Linked DNA regions of Homo sapiens: region 1 is linked to region 2. A link is a contact called in ENCODE Hi-C data. All regions are on one chromosome and are shown on one strand. Each heading gives the region's core, a stretch centred on a gene start or an enhancer-like site at or near the end of the contact. The rest is flanking DNA. Distances are from core to core; before and after follow the strand shown. Region 1 holds the start of TMEM229A (transmembrane protein 229A). Region 2 holds the start of SPAM1 (sperm adhesion molecule 1).

Evidence for each region. Hi-C counts contacts between places; a loop is a spot of excess contacts on that map.
Region 1: a loop to region 2 is called in a map of Calu3, with 2.6 times the contacts of the local background. The contact joins the promoter of TMEM229A here to the promoter of SPAM1 in region 2. A Hi-C loop is called at or near these places in 1 of 168 maps with a recorded cell type or tissue (Calu3).

What each region holds. Positions count from the first base shown.
Region 1 is chr7:124,030,015-124,034,445 of GRCh38, reverse strand. TMEM229A (transmembrane protein 229A) reads left to right here and starts at 1,379. Exons shown (of 1, transcript NM_001136002.2): 1 at 1,379-3,525. The coding sequence starts at 1,443. The coding sequence ends at 2,585.
Region 2 is chr7:123,922,694-123,927,058 of GRCh38, reverse strand. SPAM1 (sperm adhesion molecule 1) reads right to left here and starts at 1,818. Exons shown (of 5, transcript NM_153189.3): 1 at 1,707-1,818.

The sequences.
Region 1 (4,431 bases), core at 130-2,629, 110 kb before region 2:
CAGTTCCAAGACTGATTCAAAATTGGAGAGAATGGTGGAACCAACACACCAACATTCTGAACCCCTTCCACTCTCTCAACCAAGGAAGGAAGGAAGGAAGGAAGGAAGGAAGGAAGGAAGGAAGGAAGGAGATAAAGAGGGAGGAAGGGAGAGAGAGAGGGAGGGAGGGATTGGAGGGGAGGGGAGGGGAGGGGAGGAAGTAGGGAATGAGGGAAGGGAGAAGAGGGGAGAGGTGAAGGGAGGGAGGGAAAAGATAGAAAAAGATAAACCCTGGCCCTTTATGTCACTCTCCATTTCTGGGATGACCTAGTTCTGCCAAAAGAAGAACCCAGCAGCGGGGTGTGCCAGGACGAGGTACTATTCTCCACCTGAGACCCCACAGTAGCTAGAACAAAGCATTTCCTCTTCTCCACACCCCAACCCAACCCAACTGGCCTGAAATCATTTCACAAATTCTGGGGGACATCGAATCTCTGTCCTTGGCCTTGAGTAAACCCAGAAAAGTAGATGGGCCAAGAAATAGATTGGAAAAGTGGATCAGGCCCCGCGGCAGCAATTTAGATGGAGGGTAACGCAGGGGCGGGCAGGCGTGGAGTCTCGAGTTTATTCTCTATGACTGGGACACAGCTGGCTTTGAATAAGAACATTAAGTATACAGCACCATATTTTGGTCTTGAGCCCAGCCTCCAGCCCGTGGCACTCAGCCATTCGTCTCCGCCAGCCAGGCCCTGGCCCTGATTGCCGCGATGCAGGGAATGCCCATCAACTTGCAGTCACACCTGTTAGGTGTTTCTCCACTCAGTGCCTCCGCCCAGCAAGCGCCCCCCGCACGACCGGAGCCCCTGTGTTGAGTGGGCGCACCGGGAGGAAGAAGCAGGGCCGGGCCTTCCCGAGCAGACCCTGTGGGACTCGGTGCGGCGGGCGGGCGCGTGGGGGCGGCCTGAGAAGGCGGGAGAGGTCGAGGCAGGCGGAGAGGGGCATTGGCAGGGCGGGGGCAGGGCCGCCGCTGCTCGCGTTACGTTCCCAGAGCCTGCAGCGGAGGCGCGGGGCTAAGCAGCGGAGGGGATGGGGCTTCCACAAGCTTCTGCATTTCCCCTCACAGCCCCGGCGCCGCCTCCCCTGGCTGGGCCGCGGTGCCCGTTAGGCCGCGCAGGGTGAGAGCTAGAGCGGGCGCGGGCGGGCGGCACCTCGCCCGGGACTGGAAGGGAGGGCGCAGCGGGGCCACGGCGGGGGGATTCCGCTAGCCGGGCGGCCCGCGAGTCCCCTGAGTGCATCAGCCCCCGCTGCCGCGGGACCGCGGCCGGGACGGAGCTCCCTGCGCGCCCCCCGGGGGCCGGCAGCGGCCAGGAGGCGGCGCGGGGCTCGGCCGCTCGGCCCTGCAGCTCCGCGCACCCGGCAGCGGCGGCGGTGCAGCCTCGGGCGTTCGGACAGCCTCCGAGCCCATGGCGGGGAGCGACGTGGACAGCGAGGGCCCCGCACGGAGGGGCGGCGCGGCGCGGCGTCCGGGGGCCCCTGGCGGGCCAGGAAGCGAGGCGGCAGCCGGCTGCCCGGAGCCGCTGTCCACTGCTGAAGCGCCGGCTGAGAGCGCCACGCTGCCCGCCTGGATGCGCCTCTACTTCTACGGGATGCACGGGATCACCCTGGACGTGCTGGTGTCCTCGGCCCGGCGCTTCGCCCGCAGCCCGGACCTGCGGATGCTAGGCTTCTCCTCGCCCTACCGCTGCCTGCTGCACTCGCTCACCCATTTCGCCCTGGAGAAGGTGTACCTGCAGCAGCGGCGCTGTCCCAACGCCTTCGTCTTCAATTTCCTCCTCTACCCCTCGGCCCACGTGGGGCTGCAGACCCTAGCGGGCCAGGCGCTACTACTCAGCCTGGGCGGCGGGGCGGGGGTCGCGGTGGCGCCAGGGGCGCTGGACCTGGCGCTGCAGTACGTGCTGGCGCTCTACCACTGCCAAGTGTTCCTGAAGCGCTTCCTGCGCTTGCGGTACGGGCGACAGAGGCGGCGGCAGCAGCAACAGCAGCAGCAGCAGCAGCAGCAGCAGCGGAGGGGCGCGCTCCCCGTCCCTCCCGGCGCCCGGGTCCCTACTGCGGCCGGAGCCCGGCGGCGACGACCCCGTGGCCCCAGGGGCGCCGGGGGAGCCCCCAGCCAGGGGCTGCCCGACCTACCCCGCTTTCTTTTCTTCGGAATGCACGGCTTTCTGGATGAGATCTTCTTCACCTTCTTCTTCAACGTACTGGGGCAGGGGGACGGGACAACCAGCGGCCACACGTCGCTCTGGTCCTTCTTTATGTACGGCAGCTGCAGTTTCGTGGTGGAAAAGCTCTACTTCCACCTCCACTACAGCCGCGGTTGGGGCACTTGGAAGCGGGTGCCCATCTACGTGATCTTCATCTACGTGTGGGAGCTGTCCTGGGGTCTGGGACTCCGCACGTGCGGGGCTTGTTCCTGGGACTATTCTCACTACCCGCTCAATTTTATGGGCCTCATCACCCTGATGTATTTACCTGGCTGGATATTCCTTAGTGTGTACCAGGACCTAATTTCCAACGTGTTGTGGAGGGTGCAGTACGTACCAGCTAACTAAAACCAAAAAAGAAAGAAAGAAAAGGAAAAAGTCACTGGATTCCCACGAATGGATGCGATTTATTTTTACACATTTAAAATGAAGTGGGTTTTTTAGTCCTTTAATTTTTATACGCTTTACTAAACTCTTCCAAATTGTTTTATTCCACCTTTTAGTTTTTCTATTTGAAACCCGTGTATAATATACTTTGAAACACTACTCGAAACATAATTCAAAGTACTTTATTTGCCAATGTTTTAAAACATTTACAAGCCCAAACGTTTACACGCCCAAACAGCAAAACCGTTATACCTTAACATCAGAATGATGTAGTAGTGTTTACCCATCTGGCAACAGATGAGTGACAGCTACTAATTTTTTTTTTTTTGGCGGGGGGGGATCTTTAAATCAGAGACCAGTGATTTTTACAAGATTTGGCTAAATTTTCTGATTCAGTGATTTGTTTTACTTTCTTTTTAATCTAATTTCATTTTAATTCCTTGCCATATTTACCAATGACTGAAGAAACTCAATGTCTTGTACTCTTGAGACTACAGTTAATAGCTCTTAAAGTGCCTCCGTCTAGCACACAAGTGAAAAGAGGCTGAAAAATGTGAAAGCACGTTCTATGAACAGATTTTTAAATGAGAGGTCTTTTCTAGCAACTCACACAGGTGACACTGTGTTAAGATATTTGATCTCCATCCTGGAAATGATTGCTTTCCAATGTGGGTAAGCCTTAAACAGCAGGTGTGTTAACGTTGATCAGATCCTGTGTTATCTATGGCTGTAAATTTTTGTTACTGTGCAATAATGTAAAATGTTTACCTTACATAGCCGAGGGCCAAGTGAAATTATATCACCTTCCACAGTGTTCTAACTCCAAGGACCCTTTTCTACATGGAACTTCAAGGGCAGAAACATTACCTTTGAATAAAATGAACCTGAATGTTCACTCTAATTACATTAAGCCTAATTGTTTTCTGTGAATACAGATATGTTTTCATTATATTTCTGCCATGGCTGTTTTTCCTTCTGGGCCCAGAGTCCTTGGGCCAGGCTTGATGTGGTAATGTGCATTATAAATCAATGGTAGCTTTGTGGTGACTTACTGTTAATGTCTGCAAGCTCTGAAGTTAAATGAGATGATGTAAACCATTTTAAGAAATTCATGCCTAATTAATAATGTATTTTGATGTTGTTTGCTGTTTTATTACATGTATAAAAGAGTAGAATTCAGTGCAGCTCAGCCAGGGATGACGAATATCCTCTCAGTTTTTATTACAAAGACAATCAGGAAAATTTCATGTATAGAAATGAGTGGTTTTCTATTCAAATTATCAGCGAGCCTATGCTGTAAAAAGGGACTTTTTTCTGTTTTCAAAAAATGTTTGCTACAGGAGTAGAAAATAATTTAAATTTGATTAACTTAGACATAGTTATGAGTGTTATATATTTTAAACCACTATCTGAGGTTGTAAGCTAAATTAAGAGTAATGAATGCTATATAATCAACCTCACCTGTGAAATGGACCATGCAAAACATTATTTTAGCCAAAATACTATACTCAAAGCTGAATAGAAACTTAAATATAAGCTAACTGTTTGCAGAGAGTTTCACTTAAGAAAAGTTCTCTATGACACTTGGTCAAGGATCAAAGATTTATGAAAACCCTGTGTAGAAAAAAGTATAAGCATAGTCACTCAAGTTAGGGAGATGCTGGACAGAATATTTGTAATTCAAATGTGACACATGTATCTGAGTTAAGTGTGACATCACACCACACACTCCAGCAAATACTTCACCAAATCCGAGATTTCTGAAATACTTGCTAAATGTACACATTTGCACTGTGCCCTTCACATG
Region 2 (4,365 bases), core at 569-3,068:
TTTAACCCCAAGATCTATTTCCTTGCCATACCTTAAAATTGCCCTGCAGTGTCTCATGGGAAGAATCCACATCCTATAGAGAATCCCCTTCCCCTTTGTTTTCTTTCCTTCCTTCCCAGATCCAGAAGATAATCAACTAAGAGCCAGGCACACTTTTAAGTCCTATAAAAAAACTATTTACAACCTGGTCTCTCTAAAATCTCCTATCTAAGAGCTTCCTCTGCACAATAAAACTTGGTCTCCATAATCCTTTATCTTTAACCTGAACATTCCTTTCTATCGATCCCAGGTCTTCAGACAACCTCAACCAATTGTCAGCCAGAAAATCTTTAAACTTATCTATAAGCTAGAAGCCCCCACTCTGAGTTGTCCCGCCTTTCTAAACCAAACCAATGTATTTCTTAAACGTATTTGACTAATGTCTCATGCCTTCCTAAAACACATAAAACCAAACTGTACCCCGACCACCTTGGACACATGTTCTCAGGACCTCCTAAGGGCTGTGTCACGGGGCCATAATCACTCATATTTGGCTCAGAATAATTCTCTTCAAATATTTTACAGAGTTTGACTCTTTTCATCAACAGGTATGTCCTATACTATATTTCTGGTAAACCAAAAAGTATCAGAGACAGGTCTCAATCAATTTAGAAGTTTATTTTGCCAAAGTTAAGGATAAGCCCAGAACAAATAAACATGGAGTCACAGAAACAGTCTGTGGTCCGTGCCTTTTTCTAAAAATGAATTTGAGGGCCTCGGTATTTAAAGGGGAAAAGCAGGCCGGCGGGGAAAGAAGGAGGGTATGATAATCCACATGTTGCAAGGGAAAAGAAGTAGGTAGGGGAATAGTCAATTATGTATTCATCCAGTGCTCAGTAAATCTGCACTTTACATAAGATAAGGTGAACACAGAGTAACTACCTGTGGAGTTAACATTTTATCTCTAGCTATCTGCTTAGGAACAAGAGAAAAGGCAGTTTCTTGCACAACTCACATTTCAGCTTAATTTTTTTTTCCTTTTGGCATGATGAATTGGGGTTCTGAGTTTTTATTTTCCTTTCACATTCTCAAGTCAATTAGACCCTATGGCATCAGGCATGTCCCCATTCCTGTATGAAGTAGTCACAGCTGGTGCCTTAATTGGCAAATTCAGTATTCTTACATTAGGTTCCCTCCTTTACCTCCACGTTCCCCATTCTCCCATTCTGTGTCCATTCTCTTATGACTTAATAAGACACAGCACCTCGCAACACAGTAGCAGACCACCTATACACAGGTCTTATTAACCAATCCCTCCATTGTAATGCCTTTTTTTTTTTTTTTGTGACAGAGTCTCACTCTGTCACCCAGGATGGAGTGTAGTGGCATGATCTCGGCTCACTAAAACCGCCATCTGCCAGGTTCATGCAACACCATGATAGTGGTAAAGAAATTAACGACTGAGGTTATTCCTCATTTTGGCATTTCTTTATAGATTGAATCAGACCAAGGAACTCATTTTTTAGTAGAAATAAACCACTCACTCACAAAATCTCTGGATTACTCATTAAAACTTCTTACTTCATACCATCCTCAATCATCAGGTCAAGTGGAACATAAAAATCTAGACATAAAAAGAACTTATAGGAAAAAATCCATCAAGCCAACTCTTTCAACCAGGAGATCAGGTATACATCAAGATTTTTAGAAAAAGCTTGTACTGTTACCTTGCTAGGAAGGACCTTATGAGGTGCTGCTAACCACCTACACTGCTATCATACTTTCTGAATTTATGTGAGCCACATCAAGGTGGAGCCAGTCATCACTCTCAGGACAACTGGAAGACCATCCCTACAGGTGACCTCATAGTAAGGATTTCAGAGCCAAGGCTCTAGAAGCAAGATGACACCACAAAGCAAACAGCTTTCCTCAAGATCACAGATAAAAAACTTTGCTTTCATCTATTTTCCCCCTTTAAGTTTCTTTCCTCCCTGGTGTGGGGAGGGGAGTAGAGGGGGGATCTTTTTCAACAAAACCTCCCATTTATTGAGAAGCTGACTGGAGATTACTTGTCTCAATCTATCCTATTCTCTCTCTGATCCTCCACTGTGGGCTTTCTTTCAAATGCTGCCTCTTTCATATTAACCTCACTCTTTTCTTCATAGGTTAAACACAAACCTGACACCACCCTTGCACCAGTTTCCCAAACCTTGGTCATGTCAGCTAAACAATATAATTATTGCTTATGTCAACATCTGATAGCATGAACAAACCTGAATTAGTTTTTATTCCTGTCCATGGGGTACCAGGTGGACCAACTATGGAAGATAAATGAATGAAAGAGTATGGTATCCATGGTCAGAAAAACAATGTCACTCTACTTTTCCTTCTGGTGAGTTCACTGGGCAAGGAAAAACCTCTATGTAAGCTCAAGAATTGTCCCTTGCTCAAATAAAGACATTGGAAGAAAAAGACTTTTCCAATTAAAAACAAATATGGTACTGATCTCTTCCCAAGTAACAATCCAAGACAATATTGCAATCAAACCCTGTAGTTTGACTCCATACACCACATCCTCAAACCCATCATGGAGGTCATAATGAGGCAGGAGAATAGGGTTGGGAGACAGGGAGCCTGAGGACAAATTGGCTGACTTCTTGGAATTGGACCAAAAGGAAAACCCCACCTCTCCATGCCCAGGTGAAAAGGGACCAGAGTTCCTGACCTCTACAAAACCCTCCTCCCCTACCTCACGAACGAGAAATGCCTCTGACTGGTTGTGGCCCAAGCCTCCACTTCAGCCTCTGATTGGTTGCAGGCCAACCTCCACTTCAGCTTCTGATTGGTCACAGGCCAAGCCTCCACTTCAGCCTCTGATTGGTCTCAAACCAAGCCTCCACTTCAGTGTCTGATTGGTCACAGGTCAATCCTTCATTTGCGTAGGGTGTAACCAATTGGAGGTCTCTAAAGGGTACCTAGGGGTGTTAACCAAATTCTTTTAGTTTAATTTAAAACCCTGAAGAACATTGCAGTCAGGCTCTTGAGCCACTTGCTCAAGCTTGCTCCTACTCTGTGGAGGCTACTTTCACTTCAATAAATCTGTGCTTTTGTTGCTTCGTTCTTTTGTTGCTTTGTTTGTGCGTTTTGTTCAATTCTTTGTTCAACACTCCAAGAACCTGGAAAACTCACAGTCAGGACTTTCTATCCGGTGACAATAAGTGATTCTAGAACTACCTTTTATAGCACAAACTTTTGCCAAATCACCAAATGTGTTGGCTGGTTCATAGGCCACTCTTGCACAACCTGGGTGGGATAGCTCGGCTGCTCTCCTGATTAGGCTCCTTAGCACCAGAAATTGTATATAAATAGATCAAAAATCTGGATTAACTTGGTCAGGTGACAAAATCAAGCCTTTTAGCTGCCAAAGCCAGATTGCAGTTCTCCTATGTCAAATGTTTCACAACATTTTCTGCTTCTACAAACTGACAGAGGCACGTGAAAATGAAGGTGTGGAGACATCAATATGACCAATAACAAAAGTTGTGGAACACACTAGATCTTGGGAATTACAGGTTCCACTTTTTGTTCATGAACAACACTGGTCATTCTATCTTGTGTGGTTGATGAAAATGCTGCCTCTTTGTGAATCAGTTGGGACAAACGTTATCTGATTTATACCTTTGAACAAAAAAGATTAATATTCTCCATAAGATAATGAGGCTCAACCATTTGATTAGACTGACCTATTCCCAGAGTTGGGAGATTGGTTTAATGGGATATGGAGAAATGTGCTTAGATTTGCACTTTTCTGCTTATTTATTCTCATTCTGATCTACATATTCTTCTTTTGAAGATCTATCACTCAGCTGCTAAACTGATTCTTCTCTCCACAGCCACTAATTCAGATTTTATTATGAGAAACTTATGGTAAAGTTTCAGATGGGGGAAATGAAGGAATTCAAAATATGCTACCCCAAAATATGCTACTTTGGCATGTTGATTATTTTTATTATTTTACTTTATTTTTTGAGACAGAGTCTTACTTTATTGCGCAGGCTGGAGTGCAGTGGTGCAATCTTGGCTCACCACAACCTCCACGTCCTGGATTCAAGCGATTCTCCTGCCTCAAGCTCCCAGGTAGCTGGGATTACAGGCAGGCACCACTGGACCCAGCTAAATTTTGTATTCTTAGTAGAGACGGGGTTTCGCCATGTTGGCCAGGCTTGTCTTGAACTCCTGACCTCAGGTGATCCACCCGCCTAGGCCTCCCAAAGTGCTGGGATTACAGGCGTGAGCCACTGTGCCCAGCCCAGCATGTTGATTATTTTAGGCTGAAGGTGATTGAGCAACAGCAGAGGCAGGAAGGACTCTCTGACTTTCCTCTTT